2 separate regions of the Homo sapiens genome follow, and region 1 is linked to region 2. Evidence: read pairs that join two places in POLR2A ChIA-PET (ENCODE). Cell type or tissue: HepG2. All regions are shown on one strand. Links, peaks and the distances in the headings refer to the core of each region. The heading gives the core; the rest is flanking DNA. Region 1 overlaps TECPR2 (tectonin beta-propeller repeat containing 2). Region 2 holds the start of LOC112268130 (a long non-coding RNA gene).

Region 1 (8,332 bases), core at 11-8,010, 1.1 Mb before region 2:
CCACATCTAAACCATAGCAGATATGATAAGTCACGTGAGCTTTGAAGGACTGTGACATGGTAGAACAGCATCCACAGGCTCTACCAGAGTTTGGTGGAACAGCATCCACAGGCTCTACCAGAGTTTGAGGGAGCAGCATCCACAGGCTGTACCAGAGATTGAGGGAAGCTGGTACAAATTACTGGATCCAGCACCATAGAAGGGGACTCTGGGAGAATCCCATGTAAAGATTTTAGCTAGTCCAGGCATAGTGGCACACACCTGTAATCCCAGCACTTTGGGAGGCCGAGGCGGACAGATAGCTTGAGCTCAGGAGTTCGAGACTAGCCTTGGCAATACAGCAAGACCCCCATCTCTACGAAAGAATACAAAAATTATTCAGGCGTGATGGCGTGTACCTGTAGTCCCAGCTACTCAGGAGGCTCAGGTGGGAGGATCATTTGAGCCCAGGAGGTCGAGGTCGTAGTGAGCCGAGATCGAGCCACTGCACCCTAACCTGGGCATCAAAGTGAGACCCTGCCTCAAAAAAAAAAAAAATTTAGCTAGTTATCCTTTAAATGTATTTCACCCATACATGCATATGCCTGCTGTGTACCTACAAAAACTTTTTAAATCTAAAATATTAACATTTGGAAAAAAAATGTATTTTGCTGGGGCCAAAATCCATACTTGGTAGCCCTGAGTATCAACAGCATTTTTTGAGCGCCCATTATATATAGGATATCAAACTTATAATTGTGGAGAATCACAAGGGAGGTATAAAATAAATTTCTTGTCCAGGCACGGTGGCTCACGCCTATAATCCCAGCACTTTGGTAGGCCGAGGCAGGCAGATCATTTTGAGCTCAGGAGTTTGAGAGCAGCCTGAGCAACATGGCAAAACCCCATCTCTACTAAAAATATAAAAATTACCCGGGTGTGGTGGCGGGCACCTGTAATCCCAGCTACTCAGGAGACTGAGGCTGGAGAATTGCTTGAACCCAGGAGGTGGAGGTTGCAGTGAGTAGAGATTGCGCCACTGCACTACAGCCTGGGCGACAGAGCAAGACTCTGTCTCAAAAATAAAATAAAGTGAAAATTTTTTTTTTGGCAAGAATGTAGAATTTAGAGGTAGAAGATTTAGAGCTTGGAAACAAAGCTGTATACCTATATGTAAACACATAGGAAAAGGTCTGAAGGAATTTTCACATGATTACTTAACTCTAGGTAGGGATTAAGATTGGGATGGGCTGAGGGAGGAAGAGTGAAAGGGAATTACGTATTTTTTTAACTTTACTGAGGAATTACTAGAAATTTTTGGTACATATTACACGCATAAACACAGCAACACAAAGATTTGTTTTGAGCTTTGGCTGCCAGTTATTAGTGGTTTAACCCCAGAGATGAATTAAATATTTATGTTGTTGTTGTTGTCATTTTCATCATGAGAGCTGGCTGGGTCTTAGAATCATTTGGTACAATCCCCACTTTTTATAGATAAAGAAATTCTAAGATTCCTGCTTCAAGGCACGTATCTCTGATTGCCTAACCATTGTGCTTACTTCTTGTGAGAGGAGGTAGGCCCTCTGTGCAGTCTGTGGATTTCAAGGATATGGAATACAGATGCGTGGTCTCTTTGGAATGTCCAAGTCGAAAGTTAAAGATGCATTAACTAGTTTAGGGAAAATCTAAGATTTTATGGGAAGATAAATAAAAAAGTTTATGCTCAAATAAATCCATGTATGGCATGATTGAAAGATTATGTTTTTAAATGAAGTTATGTTTCCTAAAGAGGAAAGCAGACCTTTTCTGTGGTAAATATAGCCTTGCATGTGTTTTCAAGAATGGTGCTTTGGAAACCATTTTTTTCTACAGAAGTTAGTGGGAGAGGGCAGATGGAAACACAGATTCTTCCTACCTAGTGCCAAAAGCACTGAGAAAATGTTGCAAGGAGCTAATAACAAGTACAAAAATGTTAGAAATGTGTTAAATATATAGGTCTGATATGTGTAAGCATAGACCAAAAAGACTACCTGACCTGAGTTTCTAATGTTCTGTTTTGAAGTTAAACATATGATCCCTTTTCCTTAGCATTCAACAAGCCAATGAGATTTCATGGATTTGCCTTCAGAGCTGTCTTTTTTTTTTTTTTTGAGACGGAGTCTTGCTCTGTCCCCCAGGCTGGAGTGCAGCGGCGCCATCTCGGCTCACTGCAAGCTCTGCCTCCCGGTTTCACATCATTCTCCTGCCTCAGACTCCCGAGTAGCTGGGACCACAGGTGCCTGCCACCACGCCTGGCTAATTTTTTGTATTTTTAATAGAGACAGGGTTTCACTGTGTTAGCCAGGATGGTCTTGATCTCCTGACCTCGTGATCCACTCGCCTCAGCCTCCCAAAGTGCTGGGATTACAGGCGTGAGCCACCACACCTGGCTGGGTGGTTGCAGTTTTAAATAGCATTCCAGGGAAGGTCTGACTGAGAAGGTGACAGTTGAACAAAGACGTAAAGAGCATGACCAACACACCATACTGACATGTCTGTATTCCAAGAAAACGGAAGGGAAAGGCACTGAGCCTGAAACATGTCTTGGATATTTCGCATTGAGAAAAGTCATGCTTCAGAATGTTACAAGTATTTCATTGGCTTATACTTTATAGACATATTTTAAAGAGGTGCAGAAAGGACAGTTTTTGTCTCACCATAGCAGCCAAGGTGCATTTGCCCAGTGCCTTCCATTGTCTTTCCCTGTGGGAGTAACTTTTAGGTCCAGTGATGAGGAGCCTGTGATGTCTGTGTTCTGGTTTGTTGATAACATTACCATACAGGGCTTCACGGGTGTCCTTCTTAGCATGGATTGCTTCCATTCATTGGTTGCTGGAAAATTTGCTTTCAAATGTTTTTAACAGTGACTCTTAGGGAAAAAAAATACATTTTATTAGATGTCCATTCTCCCTAAATTTACCTGAGTTCAACTGAATTCCAATAGGTTTTTTTTTAGTGTTAATTTAAAAAAACAAGCTGGCCAGGTGTGATGGCTCATGCCTGTAATCCCAGCACTTTGGGAGGCCAAGGTGGGCGGATCACTTAAGGTCAGGAGTTTGAGACCAGCCTGGCCAGTATGGTGAAACCCCATCTCTACTAAAAATACAAAAATTGGCTGGGCGCAGTGGCTCACGCCTGTTAACCCAACACTTTGGGAGGCCGAGGCAGGAGGATCACGAGGTCAGGAGATCGAGACCATCCTGGCTAACATGGTGAAACCCTGTCTCTACTAAAAATACAAAAAAAAGGCCGGGTGCGGTGCCTCACACCTGTAATCCCAGCACTTTGGGAGGCTGAGGCGGGCGGATCACGAGATCAGGAGATGGAGGCCATTGGGCTAACATGGTGAAATGCTGTCTCTACTAAAAATATAAAAAATTAGCCGGGTGAGATGGCAGGCACCTGTAGTCCCAGCTACTCGGGAGGCTGAGGCAGGAGAATGGCGTGAATCCAGGAGGCGGAGCTTGCAGTGAGCCGAGATTGCGCCACTGCACTCCAGCCTGGGCGACAGAGCAAGACTCCGTCTCAAAAAAAAAAAAAAAAAAAATTAGCTGGATGTGGTGGCACGTGCCTGTAGTCCCAGCTACTCAGGAGGCTGAGGCAGGAGAATTGCTTGAACCTGGGAGGTGGAGGTTGCAGTGAGCCGAGATTGTGCCACTGCACTCCAGCCTGGGCAACAAGAGTGAAACTCCATCTCAAAAAAATAAAAATAAATAAATAAATAAATAATAAAAATACAAAAATTAGCCAGGTGTGGTGGCACACACCTGTAATCCCAGCTACTTGGGAGGCTGAGGCAGGAGAATCATTTGAACCTGGGAGGCAGAGGTTGCAGTGAGCCGAGATTATGGCACTACACTCCAGCCTGGGTGACAGAGCAAGTCTCTGTCTTAATAAATACATAAATAAAAATGATAAGCTGATTTAAAAATGCATATGAAATTGTAGTGGGTGGAATAGTCATACTAGTGGAAAAGAGGAAGCAAATGGGAGAAGTTGCTATTAGGTAACAAAACTTATAGAGCTTTAGTAATTAAGGGAGTGTGGTATTAGCACAAGAAAAGATACATAGATCACTGGAACAGATTAGAGAAGTCAGAAGACCAACATGTATATGGATACTTGAGTAATTGCAAAGGTGATACGACAAAGTCTTTTTCAGTAAATGATGTGGGACAGCTGGATATGAATGGGAAGAAAAATGAAACTGGATCCCTACCTCACTTCATATGGTGGTTATTTTGAGCACTTTAAAGTATTAATGCCACTGTCTCTTGACTGCTGAGATTCTGCTGGCAGTGTAATTATTTCCTTTACCGGGAATTTGCCTTGTCTGTTTCTGCTTTAGATCTTCTCTAATGATAGAGTCCCTGGCTTTAGGCTTCTTCCTTCAACTCCAGTGGATATTCCCTACTTTGTTTTGTCCTATGGAGTTAAGAAAATTATTCCAGAAAAGCAGATATCTTTGTTTAACTTCCAGATCATTAAAAAGTTGTGTTAGTATTCAAACATTAAACAGATGTTCTTTGTTAGTAAAAGGAGGAAAATAGTGTAACCATTCTTAATAATTGAATGAATTCATATTTGGTCTTAAATATTTCAAAATATTTCAGATCAATTCTTTGGTATGCTAGTGGTTTCTACTGAAGGTTAAGCTTTGACCTACTAAAAGCAGCTCATAAAGAAAGCTTTGTCAGACTTCAGTTCCCATGAACCTGCTCACAAAGAACACTTTTTCCCAATGTAGTTTTGTCTTGTGTATGAAAGGAAAACTGCCTGCCAAGGAGGCTAAGAAGGTTAGCTGAATGCTATTGTAATGGTGAGATGTTTGTCCAGAAAACCATTCCTGACACCTTTCAAATCAAAAGCCTTTTTTTTTTCCTTAAACTTTTTGATTGCTGGATTTCTGTTTGAGGAAGTTATGTTGCTACAATGAGGGTAGCAATAAATGCCTCCTGGGAAGTTGGAAATAAAGGCAAAGGAGAGTTAAACACAATAGATGAGATCAGAAATGGGCAAAGTTATCTTAAAGAGACAGAATGGCTCCCTGGCTAGAATAAGACTGAATTGTCCCTAGATCAAAAAAAGAAGAGAATGTGTGTGGCAGAAGGAAGAAAGTGGACTCTACACTGTGTTAGTTAGGAAAACCAGAAATTGGGCCAAATTGCCTGTTTAGTGGGAGAGATAGCTTTTGAGAGCTGTGATCCCGCTGGTGTGGCTGGCTCTGGGCAGATATTTGTATCTGAAATGACTCATGCTGTGGGACCCTTCCTGAGATCTAACACTTACAGTGGTTTGATCAGAAATTGCACCATGCTTGCCAAGCAACTTTTGGACTAAAAGTTGCTGCCCACGTATATCAGGGGAAGAATATATATATATATATATATAGTACCTATCTTAGCATCTGATTTGTATGACCATTACTTCAATGTAAAATAATAAATTGGCTTTCCAGCTTAAACTTCAATTTCTTGTATATTATATGATCATGAGACAACCTCCCTGGGCTGATCAACAGCAGGACGCTAAAAAGATTGAGTATCTGAGTCAGGAAGGTAGAGGGCCAGACCCTACATGTAGCTAATTCACCATTGTGAATCTGCATGTTAGGTAAAACTATGGATTTGTTTTTTGTCTTTTGAGACAGATTCTCACCCTGTTGCCCAGGCTGGAGTGCAGTGGCATGATCTCAGCTCACTGCAACCTTTGCCTCTGGGTTCAAGAGATTCTCTTGCCTCAGCCTCCCAAATAGCTGGGATTACAGGTGTGCACCACCACGCCCAACCAATTTTTTGTATTTTTAATAGAGACGGGAGTTTCACCATGTTGGCGAGGCTGGTCTCGAACTCCTGACCTCAAGTGATCCGCCCACCTCGGCCTCCCAAAGTGCTGGGATTACAGGCATGAGCCACTGTGCCAGGCCTAAAACTATGGTTTTTAAAGATATACACGCATGTGGTAAAGCTATGAATCAAAGCAAGAGAATATTTCATCTCAATGTTAGGAGAGTGGTTTTGGTGGGGTGGGGTATGTAGTCAGGCAGAGGCACACAAGAGCTTCAAAGGTGCTGTTAATGGTCCCTTTCCCAAGCTAGATGGGGATTCCATGGGTGCTCATTTTTTAGTAACTCTAATTTAAGCTGTACATGTTATATATAGTCATGGATATATAATCATTATTTTAAAAATGAAGGCAAGGAGGATACCATAAAATGAGGTACTTCATATTTAACCAGCTGGCATCCTAAGCACCTTTCCTGCCCTCCCCTCTCTGCACCTGGCAGAGTTGATCACATCCTCCCCATTACCCACTATACATGGGTGTCAGTGCCAATAGTGCTTTGCTCTTGTATTATTGATGAGTCTTGCTCCTTTTCCTAAATTGTGAGGCCTCCTGAAGGCAGCACCCTTGTCTTATGAAAAAGTTGAGCTTCTGAGGATATGTCTTTGGTGAATTTTGGAAAACGTTTAGCCTTTATCTCTGAAGATACCACTTTTCATTACCCTCTCTTTTCATTTCCTGCTGAAACCCCTTTTTTTGTTTGTTTTTTGTTTTGTTTTGTTTTGTTTTAGACAGAGTTTCACTCTTGTTGCCCAGGCTGGAGTGCAATGGTGTGATCTTGGCTCACCGCAACCTCTGCCTCCCACATTCAAGTGATTCTCCTGCCTCAGCCTCCCAAGTAGCAGGGATTACAGGTGCTCGCCACCACACCCAGCTGATTTTTTTTGTATTTTTAGTAGAGACGGGGTTTCACTGTGTTGGCCAGGCTGGTCATGAACTCCTGGACCTCAGGTGATTCACCTGCCTCAGCCTCCCAAAGTGCTGGGATTACAGGCGTGAGCCACTGCGCCTGGCTGAGAACCCACTTATGTGTAGCTTGGACCTTTATGTTCTCTCTTCTATGTCTCTAAACTTCTCTTTCATGTTTTGAATCTTTTCATCTCTTTGTTGCATGGTAGGTAATTTCCTCAGATCTGTCATCTAGTTCAATACTTTTTTTTCCAGCTGTGACTAATTTGCTGTTCATTCCACCCAGTGACATTTTAAATTCTCTTGGATTTTTTCATTTCTATTTCCAATAGTAGTTGTTCTTTGCTTACATTTCAGTTTCCTGTTTTATTTTTAAAACATTTTAATCATTTTTCTTTTATGTTCTGTGTTCTTCAATCTAAGTGAAATACTTGGGGTTGTTCAGTGCTGTTATGGCTTGTTTTACTTGACTCATTCATGGGCCTGCTTCCCTATCGTAATTTCTAATTACGAGCAATGTGGCTGATCCTAATGTATGAGAACCCTGGGGGACCTGGATCGGGACTGCTCCACAGATGGGGTTTATGTTTACCAATGCCAGGCACCTTGGAGTGCTACCAACATAGAAGCACTTCAGATTAACCGTCTGCATAGAGCTTTGCTTGGAAAGAGAATAAATTCAAACTCTGATGCTGAATGGGGCAGGCTTATGATGACACATTCTTCGGAAAGATTCTTTTTTATTCGTTCCAATCAATGCTTGAGATAAGACAGATTTCCTTGCCAGCTCCATTTGCCAGCAAATCAATTTTTCCCTAGCTTACTCCTTCACTTAGGGTTAGGTCCTTGGGATTCTGGCTTGGCAGAGAATATCAGCTCCAGCTCCCCATCATCTACTCCGCTCTGAAAACCAAGGCTCCAGAGGTGTGCCAGATAGTTACAGGGTAGCCTGTAGCTTCAGGGCTAGCTTCTGTTTTAGTTTGGGGGCATTCTTCTTGGTTTTGGGGTCCTGTGGATTTTCCATACTTTCTTGAAAATTCAGCTGTGCATTTGAAAGGCTTTGTTATATATTGCACTCAGCATTGCCAGGTGTTTGGAGAGGGGTGTTTTGGGATAGCTAGGCTATTGTATTGTGCAAAATTAAAGCCTCATATTCTATTTCTATATGAACTGTAGTTAAGTGTTAATAATCTGATGTCTGGGATGTTTTGATTCTTACATCAATAACTATGACATTTATTAATAATCATATTAAATAACATTAACTCAAGCTCATTGGTTACATTACAAAGGACACTGATACATTACAAAGCACACATACAAGCACTGCACACCAGTATTGAGGCTTCCAGCCCCCTCTACATGATCATTTATTTATTTATTTATTTTTGAGACGGAGTCTCACTCTGTTGCCCAGACTGGAGTGCAGTGGCATGATCTTGGCTCACTGCAACCTCCGCCTCCCAGGCTCAAGCGATTCTCCTGCCTCAGCCTCCCAAGTAGCTGAGATTACAGGTGCGCACCACTACCACCTGGCTAATTTTTGTACTTTTAGTAG
Region 2 (8,332 bases), core at 256-8,255:
CACAGGCTTGTGCCCAGCTAATTTTATTTTTCGTACAGACAGGGTCTTGTTCTGTTGCCTAGGCTGGTTTGAATTCCTGGGCTCAGGCAATCCTCCTACCTCAGCCTCCCAAAGTACTGGGACTACAGGCGTGAGCCACCTCACCCAGCCCCAACAACTATTTTTGAATGGTTCCTTGAAAAGTTCCATTAAAGGCCAGGCACAGTGGCTCACACCAATAATCCCAGCATTTTGGGAGGCTGAAGTGGATGGATCACTTGAGGTCAGGATTTCAAGACCAGCCTGGCCAACATGGCAAAACCCCATCTCTACTAAAAATACAAAAATTAGCTGGGCGTGGTGGCATGCACCTGGAGTCCCAGCTACTTGGGAGGCTAAGACACGAGAATAGCTTGAACCCAGGAGGCAGAGGTTGCAGTGAGCCAAGATTGCACCACTGCACTCCAGCCTGGATGGCAGAGCCAGACCCTGTCTCCGAAAAAAAAAAAAAAAATCACACACTAACCCTCTTCTCTTCCTCCCTCTCCTGGCTTAGCCAGTGCAGTCAAGTCCTTGAATGGCGTGCTCCCTGGCCCTCAGGAGAGGACATTGCCTATCGAGTGGAGACTTGGTAAGGAAATTGTTCCCATTTCTAAGATGGAGAGTTCTGGACTCTGGACCTTCTATTAGGAGTTTACAGGCCTGTACTGCCACCTCCCTGGGCCAGAGCTTTTGCAGATATTCCTAGAGAACAGGTAAAAGCAATGAGCTTGGGGTAAGAGCTTAGACCAACTGAAGGCTCTCTGCCTCCCTCCTCCTCTAAGAGGCCTGCCCTGGCTGTGACACCAAAAAGCGCACTCGGGCCTCTGTGCCCAACTCTGCCCTTTCACCATCTGCCCCTGTCACACCAACGTCAGCATGAGTTACACAGTTGTGTTGCCCTTTGTGGCTACTCTCCCCACACTTACTAGAATGTGAGCCCCATGCGGCAGCGATCTTCATCCTTTTTCTTTTCCTCTATTCCAAGTACCTAGAATAGTGCCTGGCAAAGGCACTTAGTGCACAATTAGTGTTTTTTAAAAAAAAAATGATAGGAAGCAAGCAGGAGATACATAGCAAGTACAAGACATTTTCAGTGGCTTGCAGTCAAAAGTGTCACTGAGGTCCCCCCAGCTGCCCCTGCCCCGGCTGGCCCAAGGATGAGATAGGTGGCTGCTCTGGGGTCATGTCTTGCTTTATAGCCTGGCCTGTTGGGTCTCCAGGAGCCTTTTGAGTCTTGCCTGTTTGACAGAGAAGACTGAGGCCCAGAGGACGGAAGGGATGGGACTGGCACCCAGTGAGCTTTTCCCTTCATCAAGATGCTTACACAGGTGATGTCCATCATTCAGCTTGGGTCAGGTGCAGACCATGCACGTGGTGGTGGTGCGTGCGATGGACATGAAGTAGCTGACCCTGTGTAGAGATGACATTTCCCATCGGGTGTGGAACTGGGAGTTCAACCCTTTGGCTTACCACCCTAATCTGCATCCACACTAGAGAGTCACACAGCCCAGGTAGTATTTGGATTTCAACCCCGGGAAAGAATAGCAACCTGCCGCTTGGTGGCAGCATGGGAGCTGGGGTTTAGTGAGGAGGGGAAGCAGTTGTGTAGGCATCAGCAGTCATAGCACCAGGCCGAGGCGAGACCCTCCGAGCGGAGTCCGGCTGGTTAAAGGGCCTGCACGGGTCTCTCACAGAAGAAGGAAAGCTGGTCCTGAGGGTGGAGCCAGGGGAATCTGGGGGCCACTTCAGCATTCTTTGTTGCCATTGGCTTTGGTTCAGTAAGCTTTGTTGATTTATTTTGTTGTTGTTATTGTTGTTAGAGTGATGGGGCTGATTGCTTATAAGTTCTGAGGTTCTTATTTGCGTTTCCAGCTCCCTGGGTATTCATTCATACCTGGTTTCTGGCTGTGGTGAAATGTCTTCTGACCAAGTGGGTTGATAAACAGGGGGCTTCGCTGGAGCGGGGGCAGGGGGCGCGGTCACTGAACAGAGAAAAAACTCAACTCATCCTCATCTCTGAGGGGACTCTTTCCCCCAGCCAGTGCCTTCTGCAGTTTCCTGCTCTATCTATATTCCACCCACTTAACCCACCTCTAAGAGTTATTTTAAAACAGCATTCTAGAACCCATCTCTCAAGCAAGAGGGAAGTCTCCAATGGCTCATCCTGTGCCCCGCCTGCATCTGCGGGCACCTGCAGTGCCGGGACGCTCACAGCCCGCCCCCAGGACCTGTGGGGGGAGTTCAGCTGCTTCGGCTGCTTCTGCTGCTCCGCGTGCACATGGGCCTCCTTACCACCCTGGCAGTCTCCTCCTCTTGGAAGTTTTAACTATTCAAGACTCAATGGCCAGGCGCGGCGGCTCATGCCTGTAATCCCAGCACTTTGGGAAGCTGAGGCAGGAAGATCACTTGAGGTCAGGAATCGAGACCAGCCTAGCCAACCTGGTGAAACCCCGTCTCTGCTAAAAATACAAAAAATAATAATTAGCCAGGCATAGTGGCAGTGCCTGTAATTCCAGCTACTCAAGAGGCTGAGGCAGGAGAATCACTTGAACCTGGGAGGTGGAGGTCGGAGTGAGCTGAGACCACGCCACTGGACTCCAGCCTGGGCGACAGAGCAAAACTCTATCTCACAAACAAAAACAAGGCCGGGCACAGTGGCTCACGCCTGTAATCCCAGCACTTTGGGAGGCCGAGGCGGGCAGATCACGAGGTCAGGAGTTCGAGAGCAGCTTGGCCAACATAGTGAAACCCCGTCTCTACTAAAAATACAAAAATTAGCCGGGTGTGTTGGCACGTGCTTGTAGTCCCAGCTACTTGGGAGGCCGAGGCGGGAGAATCGCCTGAACACAGGAGGCAGAGGTTGCAGTGAGTTGAGACCACGTCACTGCACTCCAGCCTGGGCGACAGAGTGAGACTCCGTCTCAAAAAAAAAAAAAAAAAAAAAAAAAAGACAAGTATTTGAAGATTAAAAATGTGTTCCCTCTCTGAATTCTTTTTTTTTTTTTTTTTTTTTTTTTCTTCCAGACAGAGTGTCACTCTGTCGCCCAGGCTGGAGTGCTGTGGTGCGATCTCAGCTCACTGCAACCTCCGCCTCCCAGGTTCAAGTGATTCTCCTGTGATCTCAGCTCACTGCAAGCTCCGCCTCCCGGGCTCAAGCGATTCTCCTGCCTCAGCCTCCCAAGTATCTGGGATTACAGGCGCCCACCACCACACCCGGCCTCCTCCCTAAATTCTTGCTTCTCCAAGTTAAGCTGCCCCAGTTATTTTCAGGTGTTCTAGAACAAGACAGGAAGACTTCTCATCAATCATTTGTTCATGTGTTCATTCATTGTAGCCATATTTTGAGGGTTAAGGTAGGAGAAGCACCTCTGTGCTGACCCCTGGAGATACAAAAATAAACAAGGTAAAACCTCCTGGCCTCGACTACCTCATCGCACAGGGAGGCGAGGGGCACTGGTGTGATACTAGGATGGGCTGATGCTGCGTTCAGGAAGGCCAGGGCCCTGGCCGAAGGGAGTCAGGCCTGGGTACAGGGGAGGCACGTAGAGGTGGCGGTGCACCGAGTCCGCTCAGTGGGAGAGAGAGGAGTGGCACGTGCAGAGGCAGGCGCCAGGGGCCTGGCTCATCTCCAACTCAGGCGTGGGGGCAGCGGCTGGGCCGCCAACTCCTGGGCAGGCTCTTTCTTGTCACTAGCCCAACATGTTATGTCTCAGACTCTGAGACACTGCACTTCTGTGAAGGGGCCTTCATTCCCCAGTACTTCATTAGGGAGTGACCTAGCAGGCTTTGGGCAGGGTTGTGCTGCTGCCAGACCAAAGCAGACTAATGCTGCACCAGACAGCCAGAGCCTGGCGAACCCAGAGAGCCTGGCATGAGACTGCCTGTGCTGGCGCCTACCAAAGCAAGGCCTGCTCTGACTCGCCTCAGCCTCCTCTCAGGAGGAAGCTGCCAGCAGGCGTGGGTAGGCGTGAGCACATTCTCAAAGCAGTTATGTTTTGCATGGAAGTCAGCTGGGAAGTAGGAGCATATGTAGTCATGTTCATTAATGTGGCACCAGAAGTCCCTGGGTGGAGCATGCCTCAGAGAGCATTTCCAACCCGCCACCACCCTCCACTCCACCCCTTCCCAAACGCACCTGTGCACTCCGCGAGTTCTGCTCTGCCAGTCACTCCCCTGCTACAGGCTGGCCTCCGCTGCTCTTTAGTACACAGCTCGGCTGTCTCTGGGACATGTGGTTCTCGTGCTCTCCACCCTAATCCACTGGCCACTCCTCTGCTACCTCCATTCTGTGGGCTCTAGAGGGCTCCAACAAGCTTGTCCCATGCTGCTCGGACATCTCCTCAGCCTGTCGCTGTGGGTGGGAGTTGCTGCTCCCCAGAATGGTGATGCTGTGTGTCCTTTTGTGTTGATATCACTAAGTACATAGGGCACATTTTGCTGGCTTGCATTTCCTGGTTTGGGAATACTTTATCTGAAATGCTTGGGACCACCCACAGGTGTTTCGGGTTTGGGGTTTTTTCAGATTTTGGAATATTTGCATTATACCTACTGGTTAAGCATCCCAAATTTGAACATCTGAACTCTGAAATGCATGAGTGAGCACTCCCTTTTAGCATTACATCCGCACTCAGGTTCAGGTTTTGGAGTATTTTAGATTTCAGATGTTTGGATTTGGGATACTCCACCTGTATATTTCATTAATTTAACCAAAACACTGGAACTTTGCTGACAAAGTTAGTCATGTTATCCTGTGTCAAGGCCAAGAGAACAGAGGAAAGCAATCCCCATGCTCCTTTCTGATCCCAAGGAAGAGTGAATAGGGTCAGGCCAGACTCTGGCCCCTCTGCCACAGCGTTTTGTCCCCCAGGTAGGTGCTGCTGCTGTGACTTGGGTGGGGGCTGCAGCACAGGGGTCCCTCAGAAGCACAGCAGTTTTGGGGCCAGGCAGAGTGGCTCACACCTGTAATCCCAGCACTTTGGGAGGCCGAGGCAAGAGGATCGCTCAGGCCAGGAGTTCAAGACCAGCCTGGGCGGGCAACATGGCGAGACACCCCGTCTCTACAAAAAAAAATTTTAGAATTAGCCAGACGTGGAGATGCGCTCCTGTGGTCCCAGCTACTGGGGAGGCTGAGGAGGGAGGATCACTTGAGCCCGGGAGATTGAGGCTGCAGTGACCTGTGATCCTGCCCACTGCACTCCAGCCTGGGTGACTTCAAGACCCTATCTCAAAAAAAAAATAAAAAATAATACATTTTAAAGGAACAATTTTGGGTATAGATGAGTAGCACCACCTTTATTATTTCTTTTTTTTTTTTTTTTTTGGTTGAGTTGATTGCTATATTTCTTTTCTTTTTGAGAGTGTAACACATTTGAAGTGCCATTTAATATGTTGGGTAGTCGATGGGTCAAAAGTATTGACAAAACTAGACTTTTCATTTTAATTTTAATGGGAGTTTCTGTCTTTTTGCTATAAGTTGTATATTTCCGGAATAGCTTTGATGTGTGTTAACACAGACCACATATACCAGTAATGGGTGCAGCTGAGTATAGGTGGAATGAGAGTAATGAAGCAAGACCTAAGCCCTGCCCTGGGAGCAGGCCGCATTCTCAAGAGAGAAGGCTCACCAGCCCAGCAGTCCTCTAATGGGGAAGAGACAGGACAGAGCCGGAGGGGAAGAGGGATGCAGAAGGAGGCCCTCCGGGAAGGAGGCCTGGGCAGGCAGGGCAGTCCTCCCAGAGGGGATTCGGGCGATTGTGGGAAGCAGAGAGCAGACATGCAGGTGGGAGCCCTGCCCCAGGTTAGGCAAACAGGCAACAAACACGTCTGGAGGGGTTGGTGCCGTCCTGAGTGCAAGTGGGTGTGGAGTACCTGGAGCCACTGGGCCAATTCCTCTGCAAGCCCAGCAGGATCCCAAGCCGAACCCCACGCTGCATGGGATTCATGAATGGTAGAACAGGGTTGCAGCCCCTTCACCACAGCAGGAATGTTGCCAGCACCTCAGGAGTTGGTGCCAGGCTGCACACACGCAGGCATTTCGCCCCACAGCACCGAGGACGGCCTTGTCCTCACAGCCTGGGCAGCTGCTGGAGCACGTTGATACCTGGCCACCCCTAGCTGCATGGGAGTCTTGAAAGTGTGCTTTCACAGCCAGGCAGCTGCGTGCAGGCTGGAAACCAGGGCGCTGTCACTCAAGCAGAGGGGAGAATGGCTGCTAGGGGACCACCAGCATCCGTGCCATGAAGGTGAATCAGAGACAGGTGCCACTGGCAGTAGCACTTTTATCTTTTGGGGGGCCTTAATTTTTGTTAAGCCTTAAATTTTGGTAAATCCCCAGGCCTGAAAAGGGTGTGAAAATCAGGACTTCTGAACCCAAGCAAAACAATACAAAGTTGGGTTTGGGGAAAAAGGTGGAAAGAGTCCAACCAGCTGGGCACAGTGGCTCACACCTGTAATCCCAGCACTGTGGAAGGCTGAGGCAGGGGAAAGGCTTGAGCCCAGGAGTTCGAGACCAGCCTGGGCAACATGGCAAAACCCCGTCTCTACAAAGAAAAAAAAAATAGAAAAAATTAGACAGGTGTGGTGGCACGTCCCTGCAGTCACACAGCTACTTGGGAGGCTGAGGTGGGAGGATCACCTGAGCCCAGGCAGGTCAAGGCTTCAATGAGCCGCGATCGTGCAACTGCCCTCCAGCCTGGGTGACAGAGTGAAATCCCGCCTCAAAAAAGTTCAGTCACTGCGAGTGCAGAAAGCCTCTAGCCAGACTGAGAAGTCTGCGTGTAAAAAACCTCAGCCTGGCCGGGCACGGTGGCTTACGTCTGTAATCCCAGCACTTTGGGGAGGCTGAGGTGGGCGGATCACCTGAGGTCAGGAGTTTGAGACCATCCTGACCAACATGGAGAAACCCCATCTCTACTAAAAATACAAAATTAGCCAGGTGTGGTGGCACATGCCTGTAATCCCAGCTACTCTGGAGGCTGAGGCAGGAGACTTTTCTTGAACCCAGGATGCGGAGGTTTCTGTGAGCCAAGATCGTGCCATTGCACTCCAGCCTGGGCAATGAGACCAAAACTCCGTCTAAAAAAAGAAAAAAAGCCTCAGCCTTCTCAGCAGTACCAAAAAAGCCTCACTTATCTAAGCTGAAATGCTGTCATCTGCTCAGTGGAAACCTCACGGCCAAAAGACTTCTTGCCAATCAAATTACTGTTTTCTTTTTACCTGTAGAAAAGGAGACTCACTTCACATCCATGTGGGTCCAATGTGCAACCCCTGAAGGGTGCTCTGGGAGGCTTTAGGAAGTGCCCGCTGGCTCGAAATAGAAATGCAGAAGGGGCAAGTGCAGCCTTTTAAGCCACTGCTAAGACAAGCAGGTCCCAACTGTGGGAGGCTAGAATGTTCTCAGAAGAGCAGTGAAAAGAGCCCAGGAGTTAGAGCCGGCGAGGCCGGACCGGTCTGTCTTCCTCTCTGAACCTGAGTTTCCCTGTCTGTGAGGCCTCAGGCCGTGGTAGTGGTAAAGTCTTGCTGCTGCTTGGTGGGCTTCCGCAGACTGGAACACATGACAGCATTTTCTACAAAACACCATTAAAAACATTATTTTGGCTTATATAAGTAATACATGTGCCCTGTAGAAAATTTGGAAAATATAAAGAAGGAAATCACCTGTTACCCCACCACCCACAGTGACTACTGTTCTTTGGGGTTTTTCCATACATATTCTGTGTGGGATCTCAGAGCACAAGCTGTTTTATAACCTGCTTCTGCTCTTGAGCTTTTCTCAGCATGTCACCACCTCACTAGATTCCTCACACTGTCCTCCCTGTCTGCACAGGACCCCAGAGGAGGGGTGGGGCTGTAGCCACTCTTCAGTGTCAGCAAGCCCTTACAGTTTCCCTGTTCTCAGTCATTGTTCACTTATATTTCTGTAGGGCAACGGGACTCGAGGAAGGGGGGCTGTTTTGCCCCCTAAGGGGCATTTGTGAATGTCTAGACATTTTTTATTGTCATAAGTTGGGGAAGCGAGGACTACTGGCATGCAGCAGTTGGAGGCCAGGGCTGCTGCTGGACGTCCTGCAGCGCACAGGACGGCCCCCACCAGAGTGGTCCGGCCCAAGTGTCTGGAGCGCCACTGCGGAAACCCCGCCGTGGACTCCTTCCCTAGCTGGGAAGTCCCTGAGTGGACAGGAGGGACAGCTGAGGTGGGGCTTGGTGCAGCCAGATTGCCCTGCAGGGAGATGTGTCCAACAGCCAGAACATCTCCCTGTGTCCCTGCCGCCCCTAGATACTGTCCTTTGCTGTCCATGTTTGACAGTGCTTT

Evidence for each region. Peaks named below come from ENCODE experiments on the same cell type or tissue, not always from the same donor. Only the 100,000 strongest peaks of a DNase experiment are listed, where the experiment ranks them.
Region 1: POLR2A ChIA-PET joins it to region 2 with 8 read pairs; 2 of 35 experiments call an interaction of 5 or more read pairs at or near these places.

What each region holds. Positions count from the first base shown.
Region 1 is chr14:102,385,413-102,393,744 of GRCh38, forward strand. All of the region lies in intron 2 of TECPR2 (tectonin beta-propeller repeat containing 2), which reads left to right. All of the region lies in intron 1 of LOC124903389 (a long non-coding RNA gene), which reads right to left. Among named protein-coding and RNA genes, the nearest start is that of TECPR2, 27 kb to the left of the region's middle. In HepG2, for the core only: no CTCF peak of the experiment used is centred there; no DNase peak of the experiment used is centred there.
Region 2 is chr14:103,509,212-103,517,543 of GRCh38, forward strand. It overlaps LOC112268130 (a long non-coding RNA gene), which reads right to left and starts at 2,439. Exons shown (of 2, transcript XR_002957595.1): 1 at 2,314-2,439; 2 at 1-2,003. In HepG2, for the core only: a CTCF peak has its summit at 1,564 (motif pointing right); a DNase peak (open chromatin) is centred at 4,296.